Regions from separate parts of the Homo sapiens genome. Here region 2 is linked to region 1. A link is a loop called in an ENCODE intact Hi-C map of the cell type or tissue named here. Cell type or tissue: Caco-2. All regions are shown on one strand. Links, peaks and the distances in the headings refer to the core of each region. The heading gives the core; the rest is flanking DNA. Region 1 holds the start of POU4F1 (POU class 4 homeobox 1). Region 2 overlaps OBI1-AS1 (OBI1 antisense RNA 1).

The links. A loop is a pair of places that touch in the nucleus more often than their neighbours do. Peaks named below come from ENCODE experiments on the same cell type or tissue, not always from the same donor. Only the 100,000 strongest peaks of a DNase experiment are listed, where the experiment ranks them.
Region 2: it touches region 1 in a loop (7-fold over the local background); 3 of 110 quality-filtered maps call a loop at or near these places.

The regions. Positions count from the first base shown.
Region 1 is chr13:78,599,506-78,611,637 of GRCh38, forward strand. It overlaps POU4F1 (POU class 4 homeobox 1), which reads right to left and starts at 4,047. Exons shown (of 2, transcript NM_006237.4): 1 at 3,699-4,047; 2 at 1-3,046. The coding sequence starts at 3,821. The coding sequence ends at 1,910. It overlaps OBI1-AS1 (OBI1 antisense RNA 1), which reads left to right. Exons shown (of 6, transcript NR_047001.1): 4 at 5,796-5,939; 5 at 7,467-7,705. LOC780529 (a long non-coding RNA gene) reads left to right here. Exons shown (of 1, transcript NR_158457.1): 1 at 1-114. RefSeq lists a silencer at 3,838-3,997 and enhancers at 7,115-7,976, 7,977-8,836. In Caco-2, for the core only: a CTCF peak has its summit at 5,987; DNase peaks (open chromatin) are centred at 4,126 and 5,976; H3K4me3 peaks cover 2,057 bases.
Region 2 is chr13:78,129,244-78,145,270 of GRCh38, forward strand. The region is part of intron 1 of OBI1-AS1 (OBI1 antisense RNA 1); the gene reads left to right. Among named protein-coding and RNA genes, the nearest start is that of OBI1-AS1, 82 kb to the left of the region's middle. In Caco-2, for the core only: a CTCF peak has its summit at 8,604 (motif pointing right); DNase peaks (open chromatin) are centred at 8,688 and 9,698.

The sequences.
Region 1 (12,132 bases), core at 705-8,704:
CACAAAACGGTCTACCAGAAAGCTAGCCCAGTTTAGTGCTCAGTTTCAAATGCATAGAATGTTTGCCCTGCAAACAATGATATACAACATAATTAAATAAATAATGCCTAACCAGAGTGAGACCTAATTGTGTTTCTTTCCACACCTTTCAGATCATGCATGATTTCAGTCTTGTTAATCGGCAGGTTTTTTTTCTTTTCTCATTTGTTCTGTTTTCAATGTTTTAGTTATGATTAAAGGATGGTAACAAACCATCTCTACGAGAGATCCAAAGAGTATCTTGTACACAAAGCAGGCATTTTACCTAACCACCTTCAACTATCTTAATTTTTTAAAATCCACCAGCAGCTTGTAAGGTACCTGATTATTACTATGAAATACTATACATGATTTTCTATTTGGGAGACTGGTAGTGCAAATTAAAGTTCTTGCTACCCAACATTTATCCCCTGTAATAAATGACTCTTGAATAATAAGAACAAGTAAAAGGAAACACAGTTGTTCTGTTTTCGCCCAACATGCAGACCTCTTTGAAACAAATGGGGGTGGGGGCACTTTAAATCTGTCTTCCTCTTTTCTGGGATTTAGGTGATTTTCTCACAGCCAAGTCCTACCGCAAAAGAAAGCAGGAACTTCTCAACATTTCTATAATTTCATGTCCTCCAAGAGAGGAAGAAACGGGACCTAGAAGAGCAAGATGAGTCTCGTTCAGTGGAGAAAACAGGAGAGAGTATCTCTCCTAATAACTTTCACCCCATTAGTCTATTTGAATCAACAGGAAAAATCAGTAGTTTAAACCTCTCTCTAAAAAAAAGATAAAACTGAAAGGGCAAGTTAAAGTTCTATGAGTGGGAAAAGCTTATTTTGAAATTGTCTAAAACTAGATCTTCGACATAAGAGGAAAAAAAACTGTTGTTAAAATTGTTTCATTTTCCTAGAATAAGATATCTCGAAGCTCCGGAATTCTGCTTTTTAGTAGCTCAAAGACTATGCCCTTCTCTCCAAAGACCCCCACCCCAACAGGACCAGGCCACCAGAGTATAGGCAGGGCCACGGGAAAACTTGGATTCCACCTAAGCAAGCAGCCAGCCTCCCCCTGACCCTCTCTTTTCAGCTGTGCTCCCACTCACTTCCCGGGATTGGAGAGCAGCCATAGGCCTCTCATTGGAACGGAGGAAATAAAGAGGATATGGATGGGGTGGAGGTGAGAGAGGGAAAAATTAAACACGCAGACAGAACAACTAGCTTTGATACCCAGAACTTCAACTTCTCGCTCGTTTGGTTTTCGTTTTTCGACTCAGTTCGTGCGTGTAGGGTTGGGGAGGTGGTAATAATGGTGGTGCTCTTTTTTCTCTTCTATGGGGGAAAATGAAGTTGCAGATTATGGCTCCCCGGAGTTAAAATTTCTAAAGCATTTTCCTTTGCTTTTGTTCTGTTTTGTTTTAGTTTGTCTTTATTTGTCTAGTTTTTGGTGGTTGGTAGGTTTGTTTTTGTACATAGTTCCTTGGTCCCCAGGATATTTAGGTAAGTGTCTCTGGTCAGAAACAGTCCATTTTCCTACCCTTCCCGCGTCTCCCCCCACCCAAACCCCAGAACCATCCTGCTCCTTAAAACCCCTGCTCGGGTCTCCGCTTTCCTTCCCCCCACTCCCCACTCCCCCGAATGCTCCCCCCCTTCTCCCCTACCCTATACTCCAATCCCCACACCCAGCACCCCAGTCCTCAAGGCTAGGGGACAGCAAAGGCAGGAAAATCAGAGAATGGGTGGAGGAAAGAGAGCGAGAAGGGACTCCCCAAATGCAGGCAGGATAACGGACACTCCAAATCCGAGGGGAGGCAAGCAGAGGAAAGCCCCCCAAAAATGCCTCCTCAGCTCCCCATTCTGTCCCGCCCGACACCTCCCAGCCCCCTCAGTAAGTGGCAGAGAATTTCATCCGCTTCTGCTTCTGTCTCTGGTTGCAAAACCACACCCGCACCACGTTCTTTTTGAGGTCCAGTTTCTCGGCGATGGCGGCGATCTTCTCGGACGAGGGCCGGGGCTGCACGGCGAAGTAGGCCTCGAGGGAGCGCTTCTCGGGCGCGGCGATGGAAGTCCGCTTGCGCTTCTTCTCGCCGCCGTTGAAGAGCTCAGGCTTGTTCATTTTCTCGCGCTGGGCGCCCTCGGCCTCCTCGAGCCACGCCTGCAGGATGGGCTTGAGCGCGATCATGTTGTTGTGCGAGAGCGTGAGCGACTCGAACCTGCAGATGGTGCTCTGGCTGAGTGAGCCCACGCCCGGGATCTTGAGGTTGGCCAGCGCCGAGCCCACGTCGGCCTGCGTCACGCCCAGCTTGATGCGCCGCTGCTTGAAGCGCTCCGCGAACGCCTCGAGCTCGCGCGGGTCCGTGTCCGAGTCGCAGATGGACGCCAGGCCCGCTGCGCCCACCACGGCCGCCGCCGCCGATGCCGCTGCCACCTGCCCGGCCGCCGCCGCCGCCGCTGCCGCTGCCGCGCCGTGGTGCGCCGCCGCCGCCACCAGCCCGGGGTGCGGCAGCCCGGACGGCATGTTCATGGCGGCCGCCGCCGCGGGGTGCGACAGGTGGCCCAGGCTGTGCATATGCGGGTGAGGGTGCGCGGAGCCGCCCAGGAGCCCGCCGCCCGGGCCGCCGCCGCCGCCCCCCGGGCCGCCACCGCCGCCTCCCCCGGGGCCGCCGCCCGGGCCGCCGCCGCCGCCCGGGCCGCCACCGCCCCCCGGGCCGTCGTGGGCGCCGCCGCCGCCGGCCGCCGCGCCCGCGCCGCCCGCGCCGGCCATGAGCGCGAGCGACGGCGAGGAGATGTGGTCCAGCAGATCGCCGGGTTCGAGCGCCTGGTGGTGGTGGTGGTGGTGGTGGTGGTGCGCCAGAGGCACCGTGGAAGTGGACGTGCACGGCACGCTGTTCATCGTGTGGTACGTGGCGTCCGGCTTGAAAGGATGGCTCTTGCCCTGGGACACGGCGATGTCCACGGCCGCCAGCGCCTCGGCCCGCGCCAGCAGCGTCTCGTCCAGGCTGGCGAAGAGGTTGCTCTGCAGCTGCAGGCGACACAAACCAAACCAAAAAAACCACAAAACCAAAAGAGCAAAACAAAACAACAGAAGAAACACACACACAGGCCGGAAAGCACAGCATGCGAAGGGCAAACACAAAGCAACCAAAATAACAACGGGTTTGGGGGCAGTGGAGAGCGGGAAAGACGGAGAGGGGGCACATTGACGACCAGGGAGGGGGCAGACGAGAAGGGATGGGAGCGTGGAGAGGGGGACAGAAGTAGGGAGAAAGGGGGACACAAGAACACATTCCGGAAACGGGCGTGGGAGACGAAAAAGAGGGAAAAGAAGAAATGGAAATGTAACTCGCAGCTGGGGACCCGTGTCACACACCCGAGCACGCACAGAGACTGCCTTTCTGAGGCGTGAAATTAACAGAGAAAGTAGAGGGAAGTCGAGAGTCCTGGCCCCAGCGCTCCCTACTCCGATCGCAGGCGCCTGACGCGGAGGCAGAGGCAGACAGGAACACGACATTAAGGGCCGCCGGACAAAACGTGCCTCGCTGCGGGACTGCTCTACACCCCCTGCCCGCAGTTCCCCGCACCGGGACCTGCACACACCAGCCCCCGACATGCAGCGTTTCGGAGACGGGGAGGGGCGGGCGCGCGGGCCGGGGCCGCGGGCGTGGGGCGCTTACCGGCGGCGTGGGCAGGCAGGCCCGCCGGATGGCCTCGGAGCTGGAGTGCAGCGACGGGTACTTGTGCTCAGGGAGGGTGGGATGCATGGCAAAGTGAGGCTGCTTGCTGTTCATGGACATCATCGTGGCGGCTTGGCATGTATATCCACAAACACTCCGAAAGTCCGCGGGAAAGTGCGTACGCCGGCTCACCCGGCCTCCCTTCGGAGGCTGCAGCCGCGGCGGTCGCGGCGGCTGGCGGCGGCCCCGCCGCGGGCTGCTGCTGCTGCTCCTGCTGCTGCCAGGCGCTCCCTCTGACCGCGCAGAGCGCCGCGCGCCGGCCTCGCGGTCCCGCTTCTCCGACAGCTCTAGCCCCGCGCGCCGACGGGATGCACTCCTCTAACACCTGAGCCCCACTTCTCGCGGCCGTCCCGGGGAGCTCTCGCGAGAGCTCGCGGCCCCACCGCGCTGACAGGCATCAGCTGTCTCCGTCTGTCTGACGCGCGCTCTCCTTCTCGGCGGCCCCGTGCGTCTGCGCGCGCGCGCGCTCGTCCGGCCGCGACCAGCGCGTGGGAGCCGCTCTTATAGTGACCACCAGCAAGGACAGCGCAGGTGATGCACCTGTAGCTACCCGGGCATGCGCACTGCCCGCCTCACCTTTCCCACCGTGGTCTGGAAAGATCAGAAGGTCCAGCTATTGTCTAAGGGTGGGCACCTTTTAGAATAAAAAAGACGAGATGCGCGCACGCCCCTCTATGTGTGTGTGTGTGTGTGTGTGTGCGTGCGTGTGTGTGTATGTGTGTATGTTTCTTCTCCCTGATAGCAAGCCTTGAATATATGAGCATTACTTAGGCATTCCTCCTCTTCGGGATGCCTAACAAGCTGTTGTATAATGTATACAGCTGGACATTTCTACGTTAAATTATGCCCGCGCATTCCTCTGTATACAGTATAAATAACAACACAGAAATGCAGAAGGTGCTGTCTTTTGCTGCAAGAACCTGTTTCTTTAAAGGTTTATAAATAGGTTCCTGGAGAATAATCGCGGTGACAGACATTTGTTTGAAGCAGTCAGACGCTATTGATTTCCATATAATTTAATTTCCTCCGCATACTTTTTTGTTGTTGTTGTGAATATAACTGTGTCAGGCACCGCCAGTGACAGCCACTTAGGAGCCACAAGGAGCGTGTGCTTTCTACTCGGGAAAAGCTGTTGAAATGAAATTGTGCATTTCTCTTATTGTTTGTCTCCTTCAACCGTGTACAAACCCACGTTTCAAACGAGCTCCGGGTGATCTAAGGCTTCTAGTAATCAAAAGGAAAAAACAGTTAACAGGGTGTAGTTGGGATCCTTCCTCCCCTCAGCGTACACACACACACACACACACACACACACACACACACACTTTATGCTGGGAACTCCAGGAAAACTGCTTCAGAGAAAAGGGAATAAGATGTTGAAAAGAGAACTTTCTTTTCCCTTCCATCTTTTTGGCTTTTTGCCTCATATCTCTGCCTGCTTATATATATTTTTTTCAATAGGAGACAGATCAAACTAACTTACAGGAAAGCTTGATTCAAAAATATTAAATCAAGCCAATTTGAAAGAACGGGGACAAGCTCTGGTCCAGTTTTTAAATTTTTAAAAAATTATTGTGAAATTAAGACCTAAAAAGAATAAATCAATTAGCCAACCTGTTATATGGCCCTTATGTGGTAGCAGATCAAGAGCCTCCCAGGGGAGCCACAGTTCAGGTGCCAAAGTCCCCAGGGAAGGAGCACTTGCTCGCGGTGATAATAACCTAACAGCCCAGATGTTATCACATCTGCGGTAAGAGAGCTGGAGAGCAGCAAGGGGCTGCTTATGGAAAGCAGAAATCAGATAATCTTTCTGTTCTCTCCCACACCAAGGAAGTCTGTATTTCCACCAAAGAGCAGATCTCATTTCTATAAACCTAAATTTGCGTTCCCGTGGATTTTATCTTTCCTCTGCACAAATGCATGTGTGTTTAGCATACCCACTCACCTACTCAGATTCCAAGAAGAGCCCACAGGCGTCACCATGGCTTTTTCTTTCTTTCTTTTCATGTTCCCCCCCACCCCCTCCCTTCCTTCTAGCTCCAGAGGGAAGTGAGAAGGATGTTCACTTGCTGGTGAGAGAAGGAGCTGGTTCCATCCATTACGCAGTCCCCTGGGAGCGCTAAATGCAACTTTATCTCAACGGGGAGTGGACGATGAGCAGGACGTCGCTAGAGGGAAAGAGTGAGTCCTACGGTAGTCATCACACCGGGAGTCCGGGCTTAACCTAGTCCTTCCTGACACCCCTGGTGGCCGTTCCCTGCGCTCTCTCTTGACGGGAAAGAAAAGGCCCCCACAGAGGGTGAGGGCCTGGAACCTGCCCCTCCCCTCTCAAGGAAGCGCTGGTCTTTAGGGACCCTGAAGGGTACAGGAGCAACAGAAAGGTAAACAGTACAGGTTTGCGGCCGGGTGGGGCCTCTGAGAGCCAGGTGAGCTCCTGAGTACCCAAAAGGCACCTCGGTTCACCCTCCAACCCTGGGAGGCTTCCATTAAACCCAGCGGAGAGATGCCACCTTAGCCTGAAGTTAGGAGTTAGTCCCACCAAGATTTCCTTCCCTGTTCACCTCTCTTTCGACAACAGGAATACCCCACCTTGGGGTGAGGCCAGATCTTTGCTTGGGGTATTGGGTGTTTTGATGGGACCAGAAACATGAGGGCTATGGGTACAATCCTCCCTCCCCCTCCCACCATGGATAGGAAGCCCATCTAGGATACATCCATCTTCACTATAGCACTTAGTGCAGAGTTTGTCACAGGAAAAGTACCCCACCAAAAAACACGTGTGTAGGAAGGAAGAGAGGCCAGTTTCGGGTAGCCTGGGGGAGGGGTGGTGGCCTAGGGGCTGTTCAACAATCCAGGGCTGGTTGGAGATTGCAGGAAGATCCCTGGGTGGGGGGATGGGGGGGTCTACATTCTCCTTAAAAAGGAGGGGTGTGTTTTCCCCAGGCAGAGCTGTAAATTTTTATTCCAGCCTGTTCTTTTTCAGGAGCCAATTATTTCACTCCGCCCTCATTAACTTGCTACCTTATCTTCCTTCCTCAAATTCTTGCTGAGCGGTAGTCTGGCCCAGTACAAGACACTGGAGATAAAATGAGGTATACAATATGAGTACCTGCCCTGCAGGAGGTGACAGTGTATGTGCGTGGGGAAGCCACGGATAAAAGGCATCTATGACACAGGTATAACAGGTGTGATGAGAGGGATGTGTATAGAAATATGGAGCGGGTGATGCTTGGACAGTTATCATGCCTCATCCTCGTTGGTTCTCAGCCCAGGCTAAAGAATAGGGCATGCTGGCACATCTGCAGGCAGTTCCCTGGACCATATCAAGCCTCTCCCTACTTTCCTCCTGATGCGTAAAAGGAAAAGGTGGTGGGCTTGGGCTCAGCTCACCCATATGTCACTGTTTTGTTTTCCTGGTTTGGCAACTGCTGTAACTCGTTGGCCCCTGCCTGTGCTAATGATACCCACATGGGGTCTGAGCCTTGGCATAGATTCCTGGGCAATTTTTTTTCCTTCTTATTTAATGACCAACACAGATCTCCTCCTCCTCCTCATCTCATAGCTTTGCATTTTATCAAGAGAAGGATAATGAATGCACAACTATTGATTTCCAAGGAATTTCCGCCCCCAGGGACAGGGAGTCTATCATGTGGATCAGAGACACATTTCTTTCCCTCATTAATTAATTTTCTCCTCCTCCTTTGGCAGGCCTCACTTCCCGTTTCCTTTGGCAGCGCCCTTTTCCCGACCTAAGGGAGCAGACCTTCGTTGGTTGGCGTGAGGACTGGCGGGAGAGGTTTTGTGCCAGGATCCGCACTGTCTGGGGTGAACGCTCCTCACCTTTGACCTGAACCGCCAACTTCCCATCCTCCACTTTTGGAGAGCGCGCCTGATAGCTGCTGCCCACCTGGGCACTGACATCCTCCTTCCGACCGGGTGCGGAGAAAGTTAGTATTTGACTCCGCAGCCACTACTCGCCCCACCTTCTCACCTCCGAGGGGTTGAACCCGAGTTGTCTGTTGGGGTTTAGGGACTCAGGATCGGGTCTGAGGGACTTCGACATAAGTGCGTGGCGGTAGTGGGTATACAGGGGAGGGGGGCCGGGCCCCTCGCTCCTTCTGGAAACCGGGCCCCACTTGCAGGCCCGGCCACCTTGGGTTCTGGTGGCCGAAGCCGGAGCTGTGTTTCTCGCAGACTCGGGGAGCTACATTGTGCGTAGGCAATTGTTTAGTTTGAAAGGAGGCACATTTCACCACGCAGCCAGCGCCCTGCATGCAGGAGAAGCCCCCAGGGCCCAGGGTCGGCTGGCTTTAGAGGCCACTTAGGTTGTTTTAAGCACATGTGAAAGGGCAGACAGCAGGGGAGCAGGATATGGGTAAGATCTTCGGGTCTCAGAACAGGGGCTGCCCTTGGGCTGTCCCGGCGCCCTGGGCTCTGACACTGAAGGGTGGAATGGAGGAAGGAATGGAGAAAGGACGGTGGAACTTTCGCTTCCCCTCTGGGCCGCCTTCCCAGGGTCATGCCTGAGCTGCTTTGATCCCAGTGTCGCGCATCTTGGTCCGCTACCTCCCAGGCGATAGCTACTGGGCTCCTCGCTGGCCTCACTGGGGGCCATCCCGGGCAGTGGCCTGCCCTCCGAGGCCCGCGGGACCCAGCCCAGAGCTGAGGTTGGAGTTCTCCGGGCCACGTTCCGGGTCGCTTAGGCTCGGAGATTTCCCGGAGACCGTCGTCCTCCCTTTCTGCTTGGCACTGCGGAGCTCCCTCGGCCTCTCTCCTCCTCTGGTCCCTAAGGCCCGGAGTGGTTGGCGGTACTGGGGCCCGTCGTCATCTCTGCTTCTAAGGCATTCAGACTGGGCTCCAGCTGGGACCGGCAGAGGAGGTTCTCAAGGAAACTGGTGGGAAATATAGTTTTCTTTCGTCTGGTCGTTTAATTTAAATGCAACTTCCCTTGGGGACATTTTCCTGGACGTTAACCAGACCACCTTGAGATGTCGTTGATGACCTAGAGACCCAGATGATGCGTCCCAGGAAAGTTCACTGCTGACTATTGTCACTCTTGGCGTTATATCTATAGATATAGACCTATGTACATATCTCCACCCTGATCTCTCCGTGGACATGAAACCCACCTACCTTGTGAAAGCCCTACGGGTGACACATGACTACTACGTCTCTGTCCCAACAGGGGCTGGGCCTCCCCTGCCTAATAGTTGCCAGGAGTTTCGCAGCCCAAGTGAATAATGTCTTATGGCTGAACGTGGCCAAGGACTCCTGTGATTTAGGTCCCAGGAGGAGCAGAGACGTCCCCGCCCCGCCTGGGCCCTGCCGCATTCAAAGCTGGAAGAAGGCGCTGATCAGAGAAGGGGCTTCCAGGTCCTGGGTTAGAACAACAACAAACAAACGAAACTCCACAACAGACACGCCTGCCCATGACCCCACGCAAGGACATAGGAAGTTCTGTCGCCTTCCTGCTCCGCGGATAGCCGCCTGCCGTCTGCTGCCACCAGAACGCACGGACGCTCGGGGTGGAGGTAGTCAATGGGCAGCAGGGGACCCCCAGCCCCCACAAGCGCGGCTCCGAGGACCTGGAAGCGGGTGCCTGTCGCTCTCCGCAGGCTCCGCTCTGCCTCCAGGAGCAAGATCCCCAAAAGGGTCTGGAAGCTGTGGAGAAAACCGCAAGGACGCGAGTCCAAACCCGAGAGTGCGGAGCTGGGTCCTGTCACCCGGCTCCAACGCTCGCCGGCGCCGCCGCCAGCCGCCCCTCCTTCCCGCCGCCCGCACAAATCAAAGCCCCTTGCGAGGGACTGGGAAATAGTTGCCTTGTCATGTAACACATTGCCCTGATTTATTATAAAATTTTAACGAAATCATGCATATTTTAACAGCCTTTAATCACTGCATGAAAATTTAATTCATGAACTGTAGCGCGTTTAAATAAATGAAGTGTTAATTCATTAGGATTAATTAATTTGTTAAAGGATTGTGTGCAAGGTTAAGGTGGAAAGAAAACTCTTTGTTGGTTTCGCGTCTTAATCGCCAGGTTTCACGAGTAATAATAAAATGAAAGGAAACCGCAGGGCGGGCCGTTCGGGTGGAGCTTGGGCGGGACCAGCCCGGAGCGCCCCCGAGAAAGTGGGAAAATCGGGCTGGAAGGGCTAGGGCGCGTCTGTCTTCCCGAGACTGGGGAGTGGGGGTCCGGTGGGGGCTAGAGGGGAAGGGAAGAGCGGGCACCGGCGGCGGGAATCCGAGAAGGCCGAGTTCGCTGTAATCCCAGGGACAGAAGAGGGCTCAGAGCCGAGGCTGGCGGGCCGGACCCCATCTCCCCAACCCGAACACAAAGATGACCCGGTGGGTTAGGCGAGGTCGCCCCTTCCTGCCCTCAAAAGGTCAAGTCTCGTCTTAATGGACAGATGATGGGCCAGCTCGCCACCGCCTAAACGTTCCAGCGCCCAGGGAGCCACTGTCTCGCCATCAGGCCGCCGGCTCAGGAGGTTGGGGCAAGCCCAAGAGCCTCTGGGGACTCCGAGAGGAGGCGGAGCAAAGCCAAACGTGTAAACCCAGGCTGGAGCAATCCGGGAAAACTTTTTTCAAATAGGAGCCCTGATGTTAAGGAATGGTTTCTTCAGCACCTCTTCTGAGACACAGGCTAAATAGGCGTATCCTTCAGCACAGCCCGACACACAGGAGAGGTGTCCTCTTCTGCGCAGAACTCTTATTCACCCTTCAAGACCCAGTACGAGTAACAGGTCTGTGAAGACGCCAGACTTTCTCACTGCTCCACGCTATCCCCAACAGGGGCATTTTTCTACTCACAAATAATGTAAGTATCAAAATGCATTAGAATTGCATCCTCCCACCTCCCAGTAAGTCTCAGTAAAGGGCCAAGCCATATCTCTTGGGAAAAGGATCTTTATATCCCCAAATTACAAACGTCACATAAGGCCCACACTTCTACACACCAATAAGCTAACATTTATTAGAGAAGGTCTGCTCCTTATTAAGACACAACACTTAGAATCTAGGATAATGACAAGAAAAAGACATAGCAGGCCTAAGAATCTGCCTTGTTTCTGAAGTGGAGCTGCAACTCAAGGCATTCTAGACTGTCTCAGTCATATAAAACTGAAGATCGCCCTAACTTGCACTCCAGGTGGGTTCTGTAAAGAAATCTGCATCTTCACAGATGCTTCCTAGCTGACTGGGGTTCCGAGAATTAGGCAATAAATGTTCACTGTGCACTCAGATCATTGCTTAAAAGGTTTTCTCTGCCAAGTATTATTAAAAGGATCAGGTTACATCGTGATAGGCCAAAGCTGTGTTGTAGGACTCCCACAAATGGGAATGAAAGAACTTCTTATGAGGCTCTGGGAAACCCTTCTAATCTAATAAAGTACATCCCATAAACAGTTAATCTCAGTTTGATTCTCTCTACAAATACCATCCAAAGGCACAAAAGGGGGAGAAATCTAGTGTATGTATTTCACTTTGAATCATTGAAAACCATTCAAGTAGAAACAAGAAGTTCCTGAAACATCATAGACTCAAGACCAAGTTGTCTTTTTCAGTAGTCTTTTCAAACCAATGTAGATGGCCAAGAGATGATTGGGAAACAAAGCCGACTTGAAATTAAAGGACTGTAAACTACTGTACCATGTTCTTTTTTTGTGTGTCAGCTAACTCCATAAAACAGGAAAAAGACTTGGCATTTTTGGATGGAATGATTTTAAAAATAAAAGATGAATACTAAGTCATGACCAAAAAACAAACAAAACTGCTAGCATCCTGTCACATTCCCATAGCCAAAGCATTTTAAGCAGTCAAAAGATATTTTTCTAAAAACATGAACTGTCTGCTTCCTTATCATGAGTACATCTTTTTCTATCATAGCCTTAGTGAAATTAACCAAGACAGGAAGGTTAACTTAATCTAAATGTCAGAGTCAGTGTGAATCTATTAAGTGGCACACACACAACTCCCACCGTTGAGCTTCTGTTTAGTAGTCAGACTCAGGAACTAAATGCTACTGTAAAAGAAACATGCTAAGCCCAAGAGGTCAAGGCTGAAATGAGCTGTGTTCGCACCACTACACTCCAGCTTAAGAGCGAGACCCTGTCTCAAATGTAAAAATAAAAAATAAACATGTTAATACTTCCAAAATACTTTAAAAATAATTCTTGGAAAGTTTCAAAGCCCTTTGTCCTTTAGTCTATAAATATGAATTCTTTATTACACAAGGGAGAAGAGCAGAAGCTCTAGAGCCACAGACCCAGCTCCAAGATATGGTTCATATCTATTCCAGCTGTGTTATTACTCTTTCTCGATTTGTTTTTCTGTAAACTGGGGACGACAGTACTTGGTTCACAAAGTTTTAAGA
Region 2 (16,027 bases), core at 3,748-11,747, 470 kb before region 1:
TGACTGCAGCCGAAGTTCATCATCTATAATATAATTACAATCCGATGATCCTTTTTTTTCTTTCTTATTTATAGGTCTTAAATAATTTTTCAGTCTTCTAGTATCTTTCCAATTCTTTAGGGTAAAAACAAAAAATTTATCTCCATTTTAGTAAATCTATTCACTTATTCCCTGATCAGCCATAGAAGAATCTTTTGTTTTCAGGTCTTAGGCATTTTCTGTTAGCTGCCAATTATCTATGTCTCAGACTGACATTCAAATAATTAACTATTCAGGTGCACTGATCTCACCACCAAGGGTTTTATGAGCATTTGAGAAATTTGTTTAAGTTTAATTGGGAAATTAAGCCATGGGGCAATGTTATTGCAAAGCTATACTGCTGTGTTCTGAGTAACTAGACTAATCTAGGTCAGAAAAGCACAATAGGACATACAAACACCCCAAGAACACAAAATTGTGCTTTTAATGACTGCCAAATTCTAAGATACTTTAATCTTACCATTCTGAGACTCTTTCTTTTTTTGGTGTGCAGATCGGGCTCTGGTTTATAACCAAAATCTTCTTAATGATTTTTAGCCCTGCCTCTTCCCTCCAGCTCTCCTTTCTCCTTTCAGAACTTACTCAAGTATTTTATTACTTGTGTGTTTGCAAAACATATTGCTCTTTTCTCTGTAGTATCAGATAACATTCCTAGCACTCTGAGTTAGACACTGGTTTCTCCTTTTCTGGGAAATGCATCCAGACAGGCAGTAAACATTTTTATTTCACTATAAATACGTGAGAGTTTATGATGTATAACGGGACTATAGAGTGACTGAGTATTTCTTCTCAGCTGATACTTAGCTCTCAGAGAAGCCTGAATGAATGGGATTTTCTTATTTTATATTTTCCTTAAGAACTTTTAAAATTTTTCTTTAATATAACTGAAAATTATCAAAAGGAAAGGCAAAATAGGAAAGGAGAAAGGAAGGGAGGGAAGAAGAGAGAAAAAGCATGAGAGCATGTGAACTTGTTCCTAATCTGGAATTCCAACTTTCCCAGCATTTTTCTGTTATCTTCACAGTAACTAGACTTAAAAAAAAAAAAACCCAAAAACCAAAAACAAAAATAAAACCTGGATTCTCCCTGTGTGCCTGTGTGAAAATTTTTGAAGCTATACAGTCACTTTTCTCCTTTTTTGTCTTCTTAATAAGTAAAGGTATTAACTGAAGACATGTAAGTTGCTTTAAGAAATAATTTTACGTGTTTGAGACTACTGACCCTTATAAGATGAATACAAAAATATTAGGTTCATTTCTTAAGTAGAAGTCTTTTAATTAGGAGCTTGAATAAAATTAGAGAATGTTGTCAATGTGGTTCCAAGTTTGGCTATTTGTTGTACTTTGGGCGGTTTCCTGTGTCCATCAGATTTAATGAGCTTCTGTGATCCTGATTTTGGCTTGTTATTATTGTATTCTTGTGTTTATTCTGACTTGTCTTGACAGTATATTATTTTCTTCTTTCTGCTATTTTATATTTGTGGTGACTTACAGTAAAGTGCTCCTAGACCAGAAATGTAATATGTAAGCATAATTAGGATGCCTTTTTGTTTCTTCGCACGTGTGATATGAACATAGCATACCCCATCTATATGAAATACATAGTCTTACATATTATTTGAATCTTATTAATTCATATTTATTCTGTGTATATTTTCTTCTTGGTTAAAAAAGATTTTATAATTGCTTATGTTCTCAGATAATATGATAGACTACTTTAACAACAAAGGATAATAGTGTTCTTAATAGCTAGGTATAATACTTACTTATGAGGACTAAAATAGCCAACTGGAGTAGACCTCTACTGTAGTGAATGTGTGTTTGCAAAACATATTGCTTTTCTCTGCAGTATCTGACAACCTTCCTTTTCTCTGTAGTATCAGATAACCTTGCCAATGGCAATGACAAAAAACATAATTATTTGTGCACCAACCTAATATAATTTATTTTTTAAAATAATTGTCACTATTTCCCACCTCTAGCTGTATCAATGGTGAAAAACAGAGCTATGGCTGTAAAAACTTTGTGCCCATAACATGGAAATAAACTATAATACTACATGCGTCTTAGTTGGAGACGTCATTCAAATAACATACTTTGGAAACGATATAGAAACTTAGAAATCAGCTACTATATTCTCTCAATCAAGAATAAGAAAACTGAAGTTCAGAGAAGTAAATATCTCAGCCAAGGCAGTACAGTGTGCTTGTAGCAGCTCCAGGACTAATGCTGAGCAGTTCCTTTTTCCCTCCTTAAGATTATGGCTTCATACAATATAGCAAAACTGAAAAACACACAGATTTGTTCTTTAAAAGGAAACACCTGTGGGTCAAGGCCAGCCCCTATGTAAACCTCAGGAAATACACACAATAAAAAAATACATTTGTATGCTGCTTGTGAATTATAAAATTAATGGCTAGATTGACAATTATTGAAAGTCTTTGTCTTTATCTGAGGGAGAAATTATCAGAATATAAACCATGAAACTAAATGGTCTGAGTTAACTGGATTGACATTAAAATCAGCTATAAAAGAATCCACTATTTAAATATGCCAACAACTTAAAACACTGTTTCCAAAAGTGTTCATTCTATGCATTATATATATATATAGATTTTTCTAAAACTTGTGAAAATCTAAGGATTATGTCTTAATTAATATCTTGTTCTTCCATTAAATTGATTATTTAATTAAGTATGGAGGGGTCAAGCATCATGGGCACCATTAGATGGCAGCATTACACAAAACTGTTGTTTGCATTTTGTACAAAATCATGTTTTAAGTTGCCAAAAAAGTTAGTTTACAATCTAATGTATATACTCTACAGATTTCTTTAATAGTAAGTTTTTAAATTTATAAAAAGGCAAGTTGGAGATTCTGGTACAAGAGAATGAGACAAAACTTAGAGAGAAGGAAAATAGAAAAGATGAGAAAGAGACATAAGAACATGTAAACCAATGACAGGTAAAAGATTATCTCAGGAAGACAAATAGGACTTCTGTCTATCATGCTGACTCCATTACTATCTGATGGCATACAGGATATTGCAAAATTCTGTAACTGTTTTGATCAAAATTATTTTGTTAAAGAAGTACTAAAAGTAAAGTCTTCACTCTGCGATGTTCTCTCTTAATGTCAGAATAAAAAGTAACCACAGGACAGGTGCAGAGGCCACGCCTGTAATCCCAGCACTTTGGGAGGCCGAGGCGGGTGGATTATCTGAGGTCAGGAGTTTGAGACCAGCCTGACCAACATGGTGAAACCCTGTCTCTACTAAAAATACAAAATTAGCCAGGCGTGGTGGCACATGACTATAATCCCAGCTACTCGGGAGGCTGAGGCAAGAGAATCGCTTGAAGCCTGGAGGCCGAGGTTGCGGTGAGCCAAGATCACGCCATTGCACTCCAGCCTGGGCAACAAGAACAAAATTCCATCTCAGAAAAAAAAAAAAAAAGTAGCTACATTCTATCAATCAATAAATGAGTAGAGATTGACAATTTTGAGTTCCTAGGAGTTGGGTATTTACTTAAGTATAATTTTATATGATAGTGATTTAGAATGAAAAAATACTTTTTTGAAGAAAAGACTTCAGTTTAATAAATCTCTTTTAGTAATAACCCAATTCCTTTTTGGAGACAGGTGTTATCTTACACATTTGAATATAGTATATGGAATGTAATTTGCTCTAAAGATTTGACTTGCCTAGTAGACATCCTATGTGATAGGTGTTAACAGGAAGAAAAATGCGAGAGTAACTCCAAACATTTTACATCCAAAAATTATGCATAAGGTACAATAAAGTGTAATAGACCTATGCCTAGGTAGTATTCTTTGCTGATATAGAAATACTGTATTTCTAGGTAGGAATGTAGAAGGTAGCAAGACTGAAAGGCTCTGCTCCTTTTATCTTTTCATTGGTCAATAGTGGATTTAAGTTTTGAAGGGCAAAATGTGATTACTCCATTTTAACAATTTTCACTCCTCCACTCCTTCCTTTGTATGACCAGCCTCTGACATAATGAGAGAAAAAAAGCCTATTGGGACCAGCTTAATTCTATGACATATTTTAACTAGGCAAGATCCTCATTAATGCCAGGGACTTTTCGGAGTCCCAGTCATATCCCCTTACGGAGATAGTTTATCCATAGTGTGTAGATCTGCAATAGTATAGGATTTACTGCCAAGTTCTTTCTCCAATTCATTCCCTACAGTAGAGGTCTACTCTGATTGGTCGAGTAGTTTAATCCCTATCCATATACCTTGTTATATTAGGAGTATTTGCTATTGTCTGTGTATGTGGAGATTTTTGAAGCTAAAATTTTTCCCCACCCTTCCAGAAGAAGCACAGTGAAGAGCTGCCCCTGTATTCAGGGTGCCTGATTCTTTCATGCTCCGGGGCATATTGTTATCACCAGCTGCAGTCAGGGGAAAGAAAAAATCTCCGTCCCTCTTATGTAATATAGTACAATTAGGCACATAATGTAGATTTTATGCTTTTCTCTGAAACATCTGGCATGTACTGCTTACCAAAACCAAAGCTTGGAGAGCCAGACCTCCTGTAGCATTTTAATATCAATGTGTCTTTTGACATAGTAGTTATCTAATGTTTGTGCCAGTTTTTGAAAACATCACATCTTAAATATCACCTCTTGAATGAGTGTAAATTCAAAATGCCTGCCAGGGGGTTATGTGTTTGTGGGAGGAACTAATATCTACCCTAATCTAAATACCAAATGAATTTTAGATTGTCATTCTAACCCAACATTAGCATTGGCCCTTGGGAAAATCATTGTTTATGTATTCTTTTCAGATACTCAGAATTAAGAGTCAATCTATTTAAACCTTGTTGCTAATATTACATCTATATTTCTGACATACTAGGAAAATGTGTACAGGGTTTTTACATTTGTCTACAGACAAAAAGTTACCAATAAAAAATTTTAACAAATTATCTTCAAATTCTCTAGAAAAAAAGATCAAGTCACTTGGTGGAAAAGATAAAATATCCTGAGATCCTTGTGAACAAAAACGTCTCTCACTGAGATCCATGATCTTCTTGTGGCAGGGCAATAGGGGTTAAAGTACCATTTCCAGCAAAACGTACTGCTCTAGCTTGTCAAGCCACCTTCAAAACATTCTGTGTTCCCATAAAATCCACATTGGAATAAATAAAACTTAAAAAAGAAACACAAGTGACATAAAAGTAAAACAAAGAATAAAATGAGGAAGAAAAAATTTATGTGGTTCATATATTCAGAGATTTTAGCAACATAATAAAATGTTGATAAAACATTTACACCTGTAGCTGCAAAATGGTTTGTATTCATTTACAAACCATTATTATTTGGCATTAGTCAGGATTCCATTAATTATGTTGAAATTTTAAAAGTAAATTATGGAACTGTTAGAACTACAGACAATGTGAGTGGACTCTAACATATTACAACATTAAAATGAAAAGTGTCATAAGTTACATAGACAATTTTTTTTTTTTTTTTAGAGGCAGGGTTCTGTTCTGTCACCCAGGCTGGAGTGCAGTGGCACAATCATGGCTCACTGTGGCCTTGAACACCTGGACTCAAGGGATCCTCCCACCTAGCCTCAGGAGTAGCTAGGACTACAGGTGCAAGCCACGACGCCCAGCTAAAATTTGTATTTTTATTTTTTGTAGAGACAAGGTCTCGCCATGTTGCCCAGGCTGGTCTTGAACTTCTGGGCTCCAGTCATCCTCCTACCTCGACCTCCCAAAGTGCTGGGAGTATAGGCATGCATCACCCTACCCAGCTAATAACTGTTCATTCCAGATAGTCACCTTAAGGTTTATTAATAAGTTTAACAAGGAGATTATCTGGATACTTATTTTACTTTGGAGTGTTGAGTTGACTCTGAACAGTACACAGTGCCTTGGTGCCATTTTGCTAGAGGTTTTGCAGAGACCTTAGGATGTTGTTCTTGAACTCTTAGGGCCTAGTTTTCTCAATTAAAAGAGTTGGTTACTGCAAATGGTTTCTAAGGTAGTTTTCAGATCTAAAATATTGAGTTCATGGATTTCAATATAATACTCTACAGCTCTCTACAACTGCGTGGTGAGTGCCTTGTTGTAAGAATGTTAAGTGAGTTATTTCTACATTTCGGTATTTTTATATTATAATGATTCTTAATAAGTATAAATTATCAGTGGCCACAACACTTACTATAAAACATGTTCAAAACAGATGGTAGTGCTGGATGTCTCTAAGTAAAAGAACAGATGGAGCAGGAGTTTAACCCTGGAAGCTTTGAAGGGTTTGAATGACAGAACTTATTTTTTACTCTAATTTAGGGAGAATTTGGTGTGAGGATGTGGTATACTATTTCAGCTATATGAAACAGTATACATAGACAGGAAAATACTTGAGTTCCAGCAATATGGCAGACTGACGCAATGTGAGCCACTTTCCACTAAAACTTGTGAAATGCTATATAAAATATAACAATATTGCTTTAGTAAAAATCTAAAGATGAGTTAGAAGGAGAATGTCTAGTTGCAGAGTCAAGGAGGTTAACCATAGGCAGAATGTAAGTGTATGAATTAGGGCTCTGGTTCTTGGGATATTGATAATCAAATATACATCCAACAGGGAAGCCATGCCATGAGGCCCAAGACATAAAGTTAGGCCTGGAAGGGTTGCCCCTTTTTTCTTTTCTTTTCTTTTCTTTTCTTTTCTTTTTCTTTTCTTTTCTTTTCTTTTTTCTTTTCTTTTCTTTTCTTTTCTTTCCTTTCTTTCCTTTCCTTTTCCTTCCTTCCTTCCTTCCTTCCTTCCTTCCTTCCTTCCTTCCTTCCTTCCTTCCTTCCTCCCGCCCTCCCTCCCTCCCTTCCTCCCGCCCTCCCTCCCTCCCTTCCTCCCGCCCTCCCTCCCTCCCTCCCTTCCTTTCTTTCTTTCTTTCTTTTTTTTTTTGTTTTTTTTTGAGATGGAGTTTCGCTCTTTGTTGCCCAGGCTGGAGTGCAATGGCGCGATCTCGGCTCACCGCAATCTCCGCCTCCCAGGGTTGCCCCGTTCTTAAAGAACAGTTCTGGGAAAAGTTAAGAAAGCTTTTCTATAGGCAAATAAATAAACCTCTCAGGAGAAATCAAAACCTCTACTCTGAAGTCCAAATTTTTACATCCATGTTGTATATGATTCCTGAGCAGAGAAACTAATGGAATATCTGAAACCAGCAAAGTCTCTGGGGCATTCTGCAAAAGCAAATATAGAGAGTCTTCCATAAGAAGAGGGTACAAAACACCCCCTCAGGGGAGACAATCATATAATACAACAACAATAATAAAATACCAACTTAAGATGAGCTCACAATAAAAATTATAAACTACGTAAGGGAAAGTCAGCAGAAACAAAAATAACTGCCTCGTACTAAGGCAATCAAATGGTTAGTATAAAATATGTAAGTGTCAACAATATTTAAGTCAAGGGAGCGAAAATGATATTGATTTTTTTTGATTATCATTTTTTAATTTATACTTTTCTCTAGTCTCTTGAATGTTTCACCAATAACTGGCATTTATTTTATAACAAGAAAAATGTTACAAAGGTTTCTGTTTTGCAGCATTCAACATACTGATTCTTGGGGAAAGTTTCAGGTTGCTCTCAGGTCAGTGGTAACACAAATATATAAAGTTCCTATTGAATTCCATGTTTGTTTGAAATGCTGTGAGAAATCCTAATATACTGGTTCATAACAAAATTTTATTTTTATCTTCAAATAAACGTTTCACTGCTTTTTTTTTAAAAAAAAATCAGTGTTCTGGAAAAGCATCAGCAATCATGGAAATAATTACTTCCTCACTCAATACTGCATCCCAAAGACTTCTACACTTAGTCTCTGATGGCAATATGAAACATGCAGCAGTCTCAATTATCAGATGGTATCTTTATTAGTGCATTATCTTAATCTGATGATTAGGATATATGGTGATCCATTAGTATCAGAGTTTGCAGACATAAGGTAAGTAAATTGCATTCAAAAGCGAAGGGTTTTGAGCTATAAGTAATCGCATCTCTCCCCTGTATGTCTTCAGGAGTACAAATAACCTTTCTTTTTCTTAAAAAAAAAAAAAAAAAAAAAAAAAAAAACCAGCTTGGGGCCCAGAGTAGGGGCACACACAGCTTTCAGAGAAAGGAGGGGGCAGGGCTAACCAAAGGCTGCCTTCAAAGGTGGTTGAGACCCAGGGGGATTTTCATCACAGGTTTTTGGCATTGGAAGGTCTTTGAAGATTTTTGGATTTTTGCTTAACATGTGGTCTCTGAGCCTGCTGTTCTCTCTGCTGATCTGAAGCCACATAGCCCAGCATGACTCCTATATGCTTGGTTTTCTGGAGGTAAGTCCCCAAGAACCTCTCCTGTTTTTCATCCAATGATTACTTTTCTTATGGGAGGGTTGCAATTTCCCTCCCCCTCTTCCCCACCCACTACTAACTGGCATCCCAGGCTTTGAGCATCCTTATCTGTCCCTCGATTGTATCAGACAGGGAAAGCCGGAAAGGAAAAGTAGTAGGGTAGAAAGTAGCCACTAGATGGCAGAATTGATTAAGCAGAATAGTATGTTAAGGCTGTGCATTCCAGCTACAAACAGGATGGGAAGAGACGGCTCTAAGAGCTGGTGCCTCCACATTTACCCCAGTACTGTTCCTCACCCGCCCACAGGTGGTCTGGCTGATCCTGGCACACTGTCTTTACATTCCACAAGGAAGTGGTGCTTTAGGGAGTGACCTCAGAGTCTGCCAATTAGCATGTAAAACTCTTGTGACGTTGCCCCTGGAGGTTAGAGATGCCTCTGAAGGTTCTCTAGTTCAGGAAGTGGTGACCTCCCGAGCAGCATATGTCCACCCACCCAGAAAGCCAAACACCTACTCTTTAATGTCCCAAGCAGAATACTGGCATCATCTCTTTATCTTAAAATTTTAAGTTCTGTATATATTATCTACAAATTCTATATTCTATTTTGGCACACCAGCCTAACCCAAGCAACAGAAAGTGGACAGATTATCCATTCAGTTTGCAGCTCGAGTTTACAATGGCAAATTATTCATTGCATTATCAGCGACCATTAGCTTTACAGAGTACCACAAGATTGAGACAAATATGAAAAAATATGAAGAACTCAGCATTCAAATATACCTTAAGTTTTGTTCAGCTGTAATTTGAACTCATCTAACATCTGCCCACTGTATTGGCTTGCTTCATGCAGCAATCCTATTTATCAGCAGTTTTGTGCTAGTTAAAAGAAACACAGAGTATAGTTCAGGGCCTGAAGTTTAGACCAATGTCTGTCTGTGTACTGTCTACTTTTAAAAGAATACTCTGAGGCATTGTACTCCGTCAGGCTAGAGTATAATGGCATGATCACAGCTCGCTGCAGCCTCAACCTCACAGGCTCAAGCTATCCTCCCAGCTCAGCCTCTGGAGTAACTGGGACTACAGACACCCATCACCATGACCAGCCAATTTTTTCTATTTTATTTTATTTTATTTTATTTTATTTATTATTATTATTTTTTTTTTAGAGATGGGGGTCTCACTTTGTTTCCCAGGCACATCTGGGACTCCTTGTGTCCAGCAATCCTCCCACCTTGACCTCCGAATGTGTTGAGATCACAGGTGTGAGCCACCGCACCTGGCCAAGTACTGTCTGCTTTTACAGGCAGCCTTTGTGTGAACAGCCCTGGGATTCCAAGTGATGTTGAAACCCTAATAAAAAGTGACAGAATGCTTACTTTGTCAAGAATGTGCCTACATTATCTCACTTTTTTGTTTGTCAAACTTTGGACCCAGATCCTATTAGCAGCTTCATTTTTTTTGGTAAGGAAATGGAAGCATAGGGCAGTTAAGAAGTCTGCAAAAATCCCCCAGCTAGCAATGATAAAGCAGATCTGGACAACAGAATAATTCAGGACAATTTCAATCTTTCTCTGGAAGTTGTTTTTTGTTGTTGTTGTTGAATTTGAATGTTCTAAACATTACATCTCTATTTAATGGTTGCATATAGGGTCAATTTTATATTTTCCCTAATTTGTAAATAGTCACAGAACCTATCATGTTCTGAATAATGGCTCGTATAAAATATGGACTCTTCATTAATTTAATTAATTGTGACCTAGAGCATAGAGCTTATCTTTTCCAGACAAAATGATGGGGTTAGAGTGTTATAGGAAAATGAAACTCTTGTGAGTGGTTATGTGAATCAGCCTAATGATAGCCAATTGTCTTTTACTTCTTCAGTTATGTAAATTATTGGTATTATAATTTCTGTATGTGCTGATGGGATATGTTACTGAGTGATAACTGCATCATAGCTCTTACCTGTCTCCTATAACCACAACCCAGTAGCTGAAGAGGAATCAAGAACCACTGTTCTTGCTCTCTTTTTTTACCATTTTAATTTGGAATAATTTTAGATTAAGAGAAAAGTTGCAAAGATAGTACGAGAGTTCTCATTAACACTCCATTCAGCTTCTTCTCATGTCAACATGGTACATTTGTCAAAACTAAGAAATTAACTTTGGTAAAATACTATTAACTAAATTGCAGCATTTATTCAGATTTCACTAGTGTTCTCTCTCTGTTCCAGGACACAATGGTGCATGCCCTGCCCTTCCCTTTTTTATCTAATTAGTGCTGAAATGTGAGAGTATATCAGCCCCTCGATCTTTTGCTGCCTGTGTGCTTTAAAGCCCAGAGATCTAATGCAAATCTCATGAGTGCTGGGCCTAGTGGGAACCCTGCTTGTGCTGCTAGGCCAGGGACCTTTGGACGAGTGTTAGTGCCTTAGGCTCATTTCCAACTTTTCTGAGGTACCTCACTGAGCTACTACAAAAAGATACCTTTTCATCCCTTCTGTTAAAAAATAAAACAAAACAAAAATACTCCAAGCAGTACTTTGCTATTGAGGACAAGATACAAATGGATTTTAAAGGCATCTTTTATGACACTATTCCTTTTCATTATTTCTTGGTTTATCCACTAAGCGAGTCACTGCTTCTTTGGGAAGACTCATACCATCAAGTGTTTTTGATACATAAAATCCAGATTGCCTGCTTTGGCCATCTTATTTTGTTTCCTCACTAGTTTTTCAGCATCATAAGTCATTGAGTATCAACACAACAAAAACTGTTGCAATTCTCTATTGGTCATACAAAATAATTGTTAGCGCTTCTGGAAAAAGAATTTTAATATAAGTGTATAAAAGGGATCTTAACACAAAATCACTTTTAATTTCCTACGTAACAAGAGAGATCTTTACAGGCTGACAATGACTTATAAACAACACTCAAGACAGTCACTTGGGTGATATGAAGAAGTTACATTTATTATTATTATAATTTTGGTCTAAATAATGAGGCTTCCTATACATGATTGAAAAATAACTTTCTGGTTTCTCAGCTGTCAGCTGTGTGCTCAGGTTATGCCCGTGACAGTCACACAGATAGGAAGCTTATATTAAAACCAGAATCAAAGGTAGCAGGAGTAGGAATCAGCCTACGTTAACGAACCATTGAAGCCTCTCTCTGGCATGCATGAACACTAAATCACTGGTTAGATCTCTGGTGATTTCTCACTTGAGAGATGTGAAGAAAATGGCACATTCAGGGTAACAGCAAAGCCGTAGCAACTTGTCAAAATAGTATCTAACATACAGGCTTAAAATTATTCTTAAAATGATCTTGATAGAGCTACTGGAAATATTCCCACCAGGTATTTTATTCAGCAGTGACCCTTGAAGAAGCAAGTCAGTGAATGTGGAAGCATCGGGATTCATCTGATAGACTTTGTCTGGGATCGTCAACCACTTTGGTCATAGTTAACATAGTTTACATAATGAAGGGTTCTTTTACGGCTCAAGATAGAGATGAGAACTAAGTGACACAAAATTATGAGTCTTTTCTTAAATTGACTAGGTAATTACATTGACTATTCTCTCTTTTACTTTTGAATAGCTGCACTGCAGTCAAACCATCTATGACATTATTATTCAATAAATTAGACAGTACTGAGTGTTAGGCTAATTTCTGGCACAAATTAAAATACTGGTAACAGATCCTGATGCTGATTATTCCCTCTTATAATTAGAGTTTACATGATAGAAATAAAAATTTGATTTTTTTGTCCTTTGTAAGGGAGTTATACCTTCTTTTGTTTTATTTTAGAGACAGGGTCTCACTTTGTCACCCAGGCTGGAGTGCAGTGGTAGGATCTCAGCTCACTGTAGCCTTGACTTCCTAGGTTCAAGAGATGCTCCCACCTCAGCCATCCAAGTAGCTGAAACTACAGGCATGCACCACCACACCTGGCTACTTTTTGTATTTTTTTTTTTTTTTTGGTGGAGACAGGGTTTCACTATGTTGCCAAGGTTAATCTCAAACTCCTGGGCTGAAGTGATTCACCTGCCTCAGCCTCCCAAAGTGTTGAGATTACAAGCATAAGCCACTGTACCCAGCCTATACCTTAATTGAGAGTACCTTACTTTCAGTTAAGGTATAGGCTGGGTACGGTGGCTTACGCTTATAATCTTCTTTCATTTTGAAGATGCATAAATTGAGCGTCTCTTCTCTATTTGTTTAGCTAGATGCATTGTTGTTTGCAATTTAATTTGCATGTGTTCATGGGGACATTCTATGTGTTAGGTAGTATGGGAGTTTGAGATTAATGAAACTCACAGTCCTTAGAGGTTTTTTTTTTTTTTTTTTTTTGAGACTGAATCTTGCTTTGTTGCCCAGACTGGAGTGCAGTGGCACAATCTCCACTCACTGCCACCTCCGCCTCCCGGGTTCAAGCAATTCTCCTGCCTCTCCTTCTCCCAAGTAGCCAAGTAGCTAGGATTACAGGTGTGTGCCACCACACCCAGCTAATTTTTGTATTTTTAGTAGATACTGGGTTTCACCATGTTGGCCAGACTGGTCTCGAACTCCTGACCTCATGATCCACCTGCCTTGGCCTCCCAAAGTGCTGGGGTTACAGGTGTGGGAGTTGAAGGAAGAAGGAAGCGGATAAGTGGGAGGAAAACTAAAGAAAACAGAGCAGAATAAAAAAATATATATAATGTCAGTTTTTATTCTGCTAAAATATAATCTAGATTATGTAGTTTGTGTTTCCATATTCAACAGCAGTGTTTCTGAATCATAGAAGTCTCATGTTTAGAAGAGTAAAACATTTTATTAAGATTTGGATTAGATGATAACTAACTTTGCTACCAGCTGTGTGATTCCAGTGTCAGATCTTAACAAAGGTAGAGAGTTTTTCTTACTTTTCATCTGATAATTATAAAATTAAAATAAATATCAAAATGTTTCCAGATATGTCAGAAAGCTGAAGGGTTTCATGAGCCTAGATGGTTTCTGTTATCCGCAAAAATAGATTTTTAATTAATCCATGGCCCAAGATGTTGGTTTAGTTGTGTTCTCCTTCATTTTAGTTCAGAATCTGGAGAGGATACAAAATTCAATAGATTTTTCTTTTTCCCCCCCCAGCATAGGAACTACAGAGTAAGGATAGCTCTGCAGGTATATGTAAAAGCTAATTCTATGAGGAGCCAAAGACAGGGTTTCAGAAAGTCCAGTTTAAGACACGAGAGAGAGATGAACGATGTGCCTCCAGAAGTATGCATAGTCCACAGAACAAATTATGTAGATCAGTTGAACTGGTGAGGAGATAAACACTTTTGGCTAGTTAAGACTTCATGGAAGACGTGGGATCTCCATAAGACTTGGAAGAACAAGTTGCTTTTAGAAAGTGTGGGAGAAGGTCCAGGTGCTGTGGCTCATGCCTATAATCCCAGCACTTTGGCAGGCCGAGGCAGGAGGATCACTTGAAATCAGGAGTTAGAGATCAGCCTGGCTAACATGGTGAAACCCCATCTCTACTAAAAATACAAAAATTAGCCGGGCGTGGTGGTGCGTGCCTGTAGCCCCAGCTACTTGAGAGGTGGAGGCTGCAGTGAGCTGAGATCGCACCACTGCACTCCAGCCTGGGTAACAGAGCAAGACCCTCTTTCAAAAAAAGAAAAGAAAAGTGAAAAAGTGTGAGAGAAGAAGCAAAGTACATATAAAAGGAAATATGATGAGAATAAAATTCCAGTTACACAACTGTAAGATGTTTCTGGGAAATAACAGTAGACCTATTTCATATGGATACACAGGGAGATAAAATTACAAAAATGAGGACAGATCTTTGATGCTGTGCTAAAGAATTTAGACTTGGTCTTGAAAGCAACAGGAAGATACCCTCAGGCCCTGAGCATAGGGATGACATGATTGAAGTACTATTTTAGAAGGTTTACCTAGGAATAAACATGAAGAGGTTGATATAGGGAGTTATTGGAGGCAGAATGACCAACTGAAAAGTTTTTTACAGCAGTCCAACTGTGTAACTAAAGGGCCTAAAATAGAGTAGGGAAAGTGGAAATATACGGAAAGAATAAAATGTGAAAGACAATTCAAAGCTGAAATTGGCAGGACAGGACTTCATGCCTAATTGGATTCAGATAACCAGGTAGGGAAGAGGTGAAAATGTATGAATGTTCTGAGTCTCTAAGACTGTGATAATAATGATAAAATTAGTCCAAACTGAGAGCAGGGATTGAGTCCCTAAGACTATGATAATAGTGATAAAATTAGTCCAAACTGAGAGAAGGGATACCTGTATTCCTGGGCTGTTGTGAGAATTAAATAAAAAAACATAAAAGCTGTTTTAAAATTTCTGAATTATATGAAGATATGGCCTGATTAGAGAAGAGAAAGTCTAAATAACAACCAATAGGGTAAGAATGAGATAAATTTTGTATGAGGAATCTTGGGTTTATGGTTATCCAAGTAGAGATGGTCAAAGTGCCATTCTCAATGATCACCATTGCCATAAACAGAGGAATCTATTAGGATAAAAAGAGACCAGCACAGAATCAGTTGTAGGTGTTACCAGAAACATGACCCACATGGCCACCTCCATTTGGTAGTGTTTAAGTAAGTAAAGAAGGTAGCAAGGCATCACACCAGGAGAAATAAAGGATATTTTTTGAGTGTGTATGCAATGTGCCAAGTGCTTTTACTCACACATTTTATTTTAACACACTCATTATGTTGGGTGGTAGAAGCCTCACTTTAGAGATGAGAAACATGGCAATCAGATTTTAACTATATCTCCATTAATAAACAGTGAAGCTGTTTTTCTGATTTCAAGACAAGTGTCTTTTAACTAGACCATCTATACTTTAGTCTTGGCATGGACACATACCAGGATGACTCAACTTGGGTGACATAACCCCTGTGAACCTTGGTTCCTACTGTAAGATGGGAAGGATCATATTTAACTTATGTAGTTGCTGTAAGGGTAAAATAATGTGAAAGAGTTGTGAAAATTGATAAGTACGGGACAATATAACATTATTATTAGTGTGTAGTGATAAGTTTAATTTAAACACATGATTGTACAACTCTGCTTGGAAGAAGTTGCTGTGAAACTATTAAAGTATGGCTGACATTCTCCAACCATCTGACTTAAAATTTCCAAAATTAATTTTCACTGGGCAATGCCTCTGAAATATATCTTTTCCTTGATTTATTTATATAGAACAACAGAATTATCTGTTCTAGTTAGATAAAAATTTCTAAGAATCATTTAAAATTTACTCTGAAATTCCTTACTCTCTAATCTTAAAAGTCCTTGAATATATTAGTTTAACGTAGCTCTTTCATTAGTACACCACTTCCATACTGAACTGATGACAATGCTTATTTTAAAGCTTTTGTAATGCTTAAAAACATGCCTAGATCTTCAAAATTATGGTCACCATTTTGTTCTGTAATATTGTGTTTGTCTTCTATGAAAACCTGCCACATTCAATAGCCATATGTATGTTAATGAAAGAATAATAATGACAACTAATAGAACACAAGATGTGTCAGTGTACGACTATCAGAGCAAAATCAAAACAAAACTGCATAAAGACATTATGAATCTGGA